2 separate regions of the Mus musculus genome follow, and region 1 is linked to region 2. A link is a contact called in ENCODE Hi-C data. All regions are on one chromosome and are shown on one strand. Each heading gives the region's core, a stretch centred on a gene start or an enhancer-like site at or near the end of the contact. The rest is flanking DNA. Distances are from core to core; before and after follow the strand shown.

Region 1 (4,504 bases), core at 363-2,862, 44 kb before region 2:
CATCACTGGAAAGAGAGGCCCATTGGACTTGCAAACTTTATATGCCCCAGTACAGGGGAATACCAGGGCCAAAAAGGGGGAGTGGGTGGGCAGGGGAGTGGGGGTGGGTGGATATGGGGGACTTTTGGTATAGCATTGGAAATGTAAATGAGTTAAATACCTAATAAAAAATGGAAAAAAAAATCGATATTTTGTCATTTTTCTTTCTAAGGATCAAACAGAATGTGGATGATATTTAAAGGGGGGGGGGGTCAAAGTGGTCAGGTTCAAAACAACAGATTTTACTGTGGGACTGTTTTCTCCATATGGCTACATAGACACTATCTGGGCTCTCCCTAGGCCTTCAAGGCCAGAGCCCATCTGCCTCTGCTGTCTGTATGTGAGTATACATATTCACATATACACCCACCCATAATTATGAAGGGGTCTTCGGGGTAGGTTTCCATCATCTGAGAGCACAGGTTCAAGAACAGAGGGTTTAAAAGATCTGCCTGCCACATGATTCCACGGGGCCTAAATCCTCAAGGGCCCCATGAGAATTTTCCCTGAATTGTTCATCATCTCAGACACAAAAATAAACTTTTACTGCATAGAAGGCCTTGTCTCATCCCACCCCACCCCGACAGTCTTCAATTGCTGTGGTGGGCACCCACATTTACCCCAGCTTTCAACCCCAAGTCACTTTGCCTCTCTGTCTCCTGGCTACTAGCAGGAAGAGGGGGGCTCCCCTGCACCTGTCTCTCTTCTGTCTCTGCCCCTCCTCACACAGGAGCAGGCCCAAGAACTGGAAAGTATTGTAGGTCTTTAACACCCCACCAAACATTCCCACCAAGCATTCCTTCTGGATTTACCCTACCCGAGAGAACACTGCCAGCCCTTCAAAACTCTCTTGTTCTTGTTCCCGGATGCAGCTCAGAGGAGACAAGCTGACTTTTGCTCTCTAGAGTGGGAAATGCAAAAGGCACTAGCAGAGCGAGCTGCTGCTGTCCAGGTCACACGCCCCTCCCAGGCGTTGCGCCTACAGGGACGCTGTGGCTTTCCTGTCCACCGAGTGGAAATTCTAGATGCAGAAAGTGTCCAGACTGACCCTGCGTTCGCGCCTCTGCCAACGACCGTAAACCTGTTTCTGTCCTGCTGGAGCTGCAGTGTGGAGCCAGAAATCTGGAAGAATTTAACGCGTAGTGGATTCAAACACAGGAAAACATTGTTCAAAGTAAACACTGGAATCCCTCCCTCATCATGCAGGAATGTGGAGCCAGCAGGGTCTGAGCTCAGCAGCTTCTCAGAAAAGCCCCTGCTAAACCCAATCAGTGCCCTGCACCCGGCTCTCCACACAAGCAGTGCGGTGAGCAGCTCGAACTAGGGGATCCTCTGCATAGCCTGCGAGCCAAGGCAAATTCTGCCTCTGTCCGTGAGAAGCAAAGAGTCACCAGGAGGGGAGAGGGGCTCAGCATGCAGTGGGACTTTCCATTTCCTTCGCTTCCAAGAGCTGTGAAAGAGTCGCTTTTCCTGGAGAAGAAAGGAGGCTCTGTGGCAGAGAAGGAGCTAGTCTCCTGCCCATGTGTGAGTGCTCCCTGGACAGGACAGGGCCACGGACATGCGCTTCCCTTTCCCTGCGCCTTAACTAATTCCATCTCTCCGAAATCCTGTGCCAAGGTCCCCGCCCCACTTCCGCTGACTCTGGAAAGTGGAAAGAAAGAACTGCTTTATCCAAGGGCTGTAAAATGGATTCCAGAAAGTGGGTTCATGTTTAATCATCTGTGTCACTGTGTCTTTCGGCCTAAAGCACTGCCTTCTGTTCCCCCTCACACAGATGCAGAGCTGAAACAAATGGTTGTAAGATTCTTCACAGTGAAGAAGGATTTGTGAGGGATGCAGGTCCTCATGCGGCCATTTCTGGGTTGTGAAAGTCCTCCAAAAAGCTCAGGTTGAAATTCAAGCCTTTGGGGGACTGATGACACAACACACTTGAGGGATTAAGACAAGAGCTTAGTCAGTTAAGGGACAGTCTGAACTGCATAGGGAGTTCTGGAAGTTGGGGAGGAGGCAGGAAGAGGAGAGAAAAGATGGGAGGAGAGAAGGGAGGAAGGGAGGGAGCGATGGAGGGAAGGAGGGAGAGAGGAAAGGAGGGAGGGAGGGAGGAAGGGAAGGATTTAATCCCCAGTTTGAGGCTATAATGGTCAATAATATTGTTAACTTAGCAGGCTCAAGGATCACCTAGGAGACAAGCCTCTGGCAAACCTGAGAGATTATCCTGATTTGCCTAGGATCAGATCATGCCTGTGAGGGATGCTCTTGGTTAGACTCATTGAGGTGGAGGTGGGGCTCACCCCCTGTGGACAGCACAGGGCTGAATGAGCAAGATAAACACAAGCATTCGTCCACCTCCTTAACCATGGATCCTGATGCCCCAAGCTACTATAGCACGGCTTCTCTGCCATGATGGACAGGGTTCAGGACCTGGTGTGGGTACAAATATAGACACACAAGGCAATGGAACAGAATAGAGCGCCCAGAAGTACACTCACACAGCTATAGACACATACTGAGCTGGGGAAACTAAGTGCCCACATAGAAGAATGAAAGTAGACTGTATAGGAATACCTGCAAAGCGAATCAAAGGTGTCAGTGAAGACTTTACATCACCAGATGGAAGCAAAGCCTCTACTAGCACAGCAAGTGATCCTGAGAATCAATGGACGGTATTACATGAAATTTGAAAGACAGCTAGCTTTGAGCATGCAACGTCAAACAATATCTCAATCAACATAGAAGAGGGCCAATTACCTAAGATTGTCCTTTAATATCTCTCTCTCTCTCTCTCTCTCTCTCTCTCTCTCTCTCTCTCTCTCTCTCTCTCTCTCACACACACACACAGTGCTACTTACACTTGTGCATGTGCACAGATGCACACATATATATCATAGATCGTATGTTTTTGTGTACAATGGATGAATCCATTTAGGCACAAAAGAGACCAAGAAGAGGAAAGGTGAGATATTAAGGGCAAGGGGACAGGGAGAAAGGGGCAGGATTGGGACACAGTCATTTGAAGGCAGAATGGAGGAGTGTTTGCAGGGAGAAAGAGGACCATGAAAGCAGAAGGGGATGAATAAGAGTTAAGAGTTAAGTGTGGTGTCGTCTATAAAACGTGCACAATCATCTTAACAGATGCACAAATCCTTTGACAAAATCCAACATGATTTTATGTTAAAAGTCCTGGAGAGAGTGGGGCTTGTGGGAACATAACTCGACATATATAGTCTATATATTACAAGCCCACAGCTAACATCATTATATAGAGAGAAAAAAATCAAAACAATTCTAATTCAAATTGGGAATCAGAGCTGTCCACTCTCTCTGCTCCTTTCCAATGTGATGTGCAGAGTACTAACTGGAACAGTGAGACAAGAGAAGGAAATTAAAGGGATATAAAGAGGAAAAGAAGTCAATTCATCCTTGTTTGCAGAGGTATGATAATATAGGCAGAAGAGATTCCAAAAATTCCAACAGAAAACTTCTAGAAACAATTACTAATTTCAACAGAATGGCAGGATAAAAGTCAACTTATAAAAATCAGTAGCCAACCAGGCGCAGTGGTGCATACCTTTAATCCCAGCACTTAGAAGGCAGAGGAAGGTGGTCCTTTTTTGAGTTTGACTCCAGCCTGATCTATAGGGCCAGGGCCAGGATAGCCAGGACTACACAGTGACCCTCAGAAAAACAACTGCAGAAAAATCAGTAGCCTTTCTATATGCTAACAGCATACAAACTAAGAGAGAAGACCATAGACACGATTTACTTACAGACTCAAAGGCAATTTGTCAAAAGACAAATATACTGGATAAACCTAACCAAGGAGGTGAAAAGCCCCTACAATGAAAACTTCAAATTCCTGAAAGAGATTGAAGAATGCTTAGAACATAGAAGGACTATCATGCTCTTGGGTTGGTAGACTTAGTACTGTAAAAATGGCTATCCTACCAAAAGCAATTTACAGATTCAATGCAATGTCAGTCAAAAATCCTCATGACATTCTTCACAGAAATAGAAAAAAAAAAATCCTTAAATATACACGAAACTAGAAAATACCCCAGACGGTCAAAACAATCCTGAGCAAACAGAGTCATATGGAAATAATTGCTGTTCTAGATTTTTAAGGTATATGATAGATCTACAGTAATAAAACAGTGTGGTGCTGACACAAAAACAGGCGTGTGCACCAATGGAACAAAACAAAACATCCAAACGCAAGCACACACAACTGCAGCCATCTGATAGTTGGCAAAGATGTCAAAACCACACATTGGAAAAAAGGCAGATCTTCAACAAATGGTACTAGGAAACAGTGTCCCCTTGCAGAAGAATGAAATCAGGCCCACAGCTATCACGGGGCACAAAAATTAATGCCAAGTAGACCAAAGGCTTCAACTCCAAACCCAAGGTTCTAAAACTGCCAGAAGAAAACATGGACAGTAACCTACATGTAGGTGTAAGAAGGGAC
Region 2 (4,702 bases), core at 1,145-3,644:
AATATTTGAAATGACTAAGTGAACTTGCTTGGCAAGGTTATATGTTCTATCATCAGGTGAAACTGAAACCAGAATGAACTGGAATGAACTGGAATGAGCCAGAATGAAGATGCTAACAATGACATAATTATGATGAGCACAGCTCTCCTTGTGGTAAGCCAAACACAAGCTTTGAAAATGGAACTCCTTTCATACACACTAATCTGCTTTTTATCTGTGGATTGGTCAAAGCTCAGAAGAGGAAGTGCTCACACCGAGGCTCTAGCATCATATTAAAATCTCAACCCTGAGGACAGCCACTCCTGCTTTGACTTTGGTCCTAACTAGAATATGAACACATGCTCTACGGCTGTGCCAGGAGCATGCTGGCCTCAGAGATGTTTGGAGGCCATTGAGAACAAACATCTGGAATTCAGAACATCGCCTTGGAACAGACAGCTTGGGCGTTGGGGTCTTTAGGAACACAAGAATTTTCTTCACAGGAAGCAGTGTGGGAGCAGGAACTGGAAAGAGGAGATAGCTACAAGAAGTTGGAGTTCTGAGGACCCATGGATCCCTCTCAATGGGAGAAAACAGGCCATCTCAGATCCAGTCTTAAGTTGCCCATGCAGATGCAAGTTCCCAGAGAGCAACTAGGAAATGTCTCCATGGGGCAGCTTAGCCAGAAGCAGGGCAGAGCAAGGGCTTCACTGTGGATGCTTTAAAGCTGTTCAACTCTTAGTCCCAAAGGAAGCTCACACCCACTTGAAACCAGACGTCGACAGAGTCCGTGGAACATTAGAGATAAGAAGTGCTTGTAGACCCATCCAGCAGAGAAACCACATTCTGAAGACAAGGACTTGGACACCCAGGACTTGGAAACATCCCCTGCCTGTAGTTACCAAGTTAGAATCAGAGATAAAACTCTTTAGTGTTCTAATTCCCAGTCTGCTTTCCTCCATTGCTAGTATAATTACGTTTTAATGGGATCTAGCGTGACATCGTGATATTGGTATATAATGGTTAGTGGGGGCGGTTGGCACAGGCCACCACCCTAAAAAGCTATCATTTCTTTGCATCACGAACATTCAAAATCCCCTGTGTTATTGTGAAATTAACTGCTGTCAGCCATACTTACTCTACTGTCCTACAGGACATGCTAAGCTATTCCTCCAACCCACTTAAGACCCTCGGCAAACTGTTTCACTTGACTTCTTGATCATCTTCCCTGAGCTTTCTCCAGGTGACAGTAGGTCACACAGAGAAATGAAAAGATGGCAGAGTGTTTCCAAAGGTCACCAATTGTGTGTGCACCTGCCTGCAGGAGGGCTTAAGTCACTCAAATACCACAGAGAGGAGACCCCAGATGTTCATACGTTATTAAAATGTTGAGCATTGACTTGTAAATGTGAACTTCTTCATCTTTCGATACATATTAAAACTTGAACACCCTAAGACAGAAAAATTAACAGATAACATCGCAAAATTTATTTTAACACGTTGGCTTAGTATAAAATGATCCTAAGATACATTTTATGGGCTTAACGGGGTAAAGTTTGTCTTTCTTTGCTTGGAGTTGCTTCTCTCATCCCTCTGAACAGGGGACCCTTCTGTCTCATCTCTCCCAGAACTTTGGTGTCCTCTTCAATCAAATGAAAGATGGAGACGAAGCCAGCCTTGAGGACTGGACAGCGAGCAGCACTCTGGTATCACAGAGGCTCTGATTAAGTTGCACAGAATGAAGTCTCACAAGGGAGGCTAGGAAATGTAGTTTAGCTTGTGTCTAAGAGGGAAAAGGTCATGGGGTTTGGGGAATAGACAGTTAACTCTGCCACAGAAAGTTAAGTCCCCTGCTCCCTCATATATCCTAAGAGAGTAGTTACATGTTTCCAAACCTACTTTGCTGTTTGGAAACTATCAGTCTAGAGGACCAGGCACAGACTAACACAGCCACCCACATTCCCTTTCCCATAAAGCAGAACTCCTTAAAGACAACCAGATTTGAGAAAAGGGGAGCTATTAACAACAGCAACCATTATCAAGTGTTTGTCCCGGGTAAGCAACTTAAATGTGTCAACTCAGCCCTCAAAACAACCCAATGGCATAGCTGCTATCATCATCCCATTTTTCCTATGAGGAAACTGAGGCTATGACAGCTTACACAACGGGCTCAAATTACCCAGCAGTGGACAAGATCTGACCTCTCACACTGGCTCCAGTCCGTGGTGCCAGTCACTACTTTGAGTTGACCCCAGAATGAACATGAACATGAAGCACTGCCAGCTCTTTGTAGACGTCTACATGAGGCTGAGCAGGAGGAGAGGAGAGGTGGGGCTGAGGGTGGCATGGCATGAGGGGGCTGACAGCAAGCCCGGAGCAGGAAGAGCCAGGAGGGCAGCTGGTAGGATTACAAGGGCAAGAAGATGGCAGTGGGCTCCAAGGTTAGGCTGGGGGCTCAGCTGTGTCACTCAGCAAGCCCTGCCAGGAGGATTCTAAGACCCTGCTGGTAGCTGTTGTATGTGAAAGCACCATTCCTGGTGGCCCATGTCCTTGATTAAATTCATGGAAATTAGACAGTCTGACAGGGTGGTTGTACTAGTAGTTAATTGTCCGTGGCTAAAACGAAACACCCATGATTGCATACCTTATTATGGAAAAAGATTTCTTTAGTTCAAGGTTTCACAAGTTCAATGACAAGATGGTAGCATCTAGTATAGGCTTCCTGGTGGGTGCTATGGTACTGGTGGACAAACCACACGGTGGCAGCCTTCTCACTAGGTAGAACCTAAAGTTTCCACATCACCTCCCAATACCGCTTACCAAGAATCAGACTCCCAACACCTGCTCCCGTGAAGGACAAAGGACACCCAGAGGCAGCTTAGCCCAGCCTGGTAGTTCTGTCTGGTAGCTCTCTGCACGGTCTCTTCAGTACCTCGGCATGGCCTCCCAGTGGACAGACACAACCCGGCCCAGCTCTCTCCCAGCTTAGCGGAATGGGTGTCTTTGTCCTTTGGTATCAGGAGTAAAAAGAAGAACCGGTCTGCAAACCCAAGACTGGTCCCCACTGACAGTCAGCTAGCTGCCTCCTTCCCAGATGGTATGTCCCCACTGTCTTTTGCTTGCTCTTCACACAGAATCTGCTAAGCACTAGGTGGCACGGTTGAGCAACCATTAAAAACTATTTCCGTCAAGGCCCAGGAGAAAAGGAAATTGAATTGGAAGTTGGAGGAGTGAGGGTTAGTGGCAGAGAAGGCCGATCGGTCCCTGGAATTCAACCTGCTCACAGCCTCCATAAGCACGGGTATGCTGTGCTCTAAGCCGATAGGGCTGCGTGCAGAGGAGGCGCCCTCAAGAGCAGATACCGCCAAGCCAGTGAGGAGGAGCCTGCTGGAGAAGGCTGGGAATCCCTTCCCACCATCCTATCAGAACCCTCTGGTTGTCGCTTGCTTCCTCCTCTCAACCATGTCGCCCTGTTCACCCAGAGCAGAAATGCTGGCAGCTGTCATGGACAAGTGAGATGAGGCACACGTCTCCAGGATGACCCACGGGCTTCTCTGCCTGTCGCTGCCATTTTCAACCCTCTTCCCCTCCCCGCTCTGTTTTCCTGTCTTCCTCTCTCCCTCCCTCCTTCTTCTTCTCTCCCCACCCCACTCTCTTCGAAGGAGAATTATATTCAGCTCTGTGGGTTGTTTTTAATGCATTCCAGATGCCAGAAGAAATCTTGGCCTGGGCTCAGCGTTCTTCTGACTTCAGGCCTCTCCCCCACCTACCTCCCTGTCTGACTCCCAAGGCCACACAAGGAAAAATCAGGTGGGCTAGCGCCATCTGCTGGCAGCTTCCAGAAGCTTAAGGAAGGCGGGAGGCGGTTAAGGTGGGGCAGGAATGGTTTCTTGTAACTGGCGTGATGTACTCGGTTGGAAAAATTCGGATTATCTGGGAGAAAATGGTGTGTAAATCAAAACGCTTCAACCCATGGACACTCCGGTAGTGGTTGTAGTGGTGGTGGTGGTGGTTCTTCGTAGTAGTCATCATCGTTGTCATCTCCTCCTCCTCCTCCTCCTCCTCCTCCTCCTCCTCCTCCTCCTCCTCCTCCTCCCCCACTCTGTCCTCCTTCTCCTCCCCTTCCTCCTCCTCCTCCTTTTCTTTTTCTTTTAAATTACAGTCTGGGACCCAGCCGGGTGGTTTTTAACATCACATTCTTTGAAAAACAGAGATTTTGGCGTCTCAGCTTGTGTTCCCTAAAGGAAGCTCGGGACTCTGTAAATTAACTTTTAAGTGACCGGTCTGGCAACACCTAGTCAGCAGGAAAATTTAAAGGAAAAAATCAGGAAATGAAAGCGCCCACTGTAGTTAAGGAAATGTTATTGGAAGGGTTTTCAGGGTGGTATGGAGGCTGTGAATATAGTGGGTTATGCCAGGTCTTGGAAATGGAATCAGATCTCTTGGCAGTTGGGGGAGAGAAGGGCTGGGGAGGTCATAAGACAGCCAGGAATGAAGTTCCAGTGCCAAGCAAGGAGGCCCAACCTGGGGCCCCATGAGTAGCATGAAAACCAGACCTGACAGCTGTATGAAGCCCAAGCACAGTCCAGGCTCCATCAAGGGAGACCTGGCTGAGCATCCAGGATGCTGAGACTGCCAGGAAGCCCAGAACCAGGGACTGAGGGGCCCTGTGGCATGTGACTCTACCAGCACAGGCTTCTCATGCAGACATCTACAGAAAGGA

The links. A loop is a pair of places that touch in the nucleus more often than their neighbours do.
Region 1: a loop to region 2 is called in a map of gastrocnemius, with 2.6 times the contacts of the local background. The contact joins the enhancer-like site here to the promoter of Tvp23bos in region 2. A Hi-C loop is called at or near these places in 3 of 37 maps with a recorded cell type or tissue (gastrocnemius and heart).

Annotation. Positions count from the first base shown.
Region 1 is chr11:62,964,024-62,968,527 of GRCm38, reverse strand. All of the region lies in intron 1 of Cdrt4 (CMT1A duplicated region transcript 4), which reads right to left. Among named protein-coding and RNA genes, the nearest start is that of Cdrt4os2, 15 kb to the right of the region's middle. RefSeq lists an enhancer at 248-2,750. Within about 2 kb of position 1,612, at least 3 of the 3 ENCODE cell types and tissues checked have a DNase peak (open chromatin) inside an H3K27ac peak, as active enhancers do; they include gastrocnemius and heart, where a contact is called at or near this core.
Region 2 is chr11:62,920,323-62,925,024 of GRCm38, reverse strand. Tvp23bos (a long non-coding RNA gene) reads left to right here and starts at 2,394. Exons shown (of 3, transcript XR_388723.3): 1 at 2,394-3,789.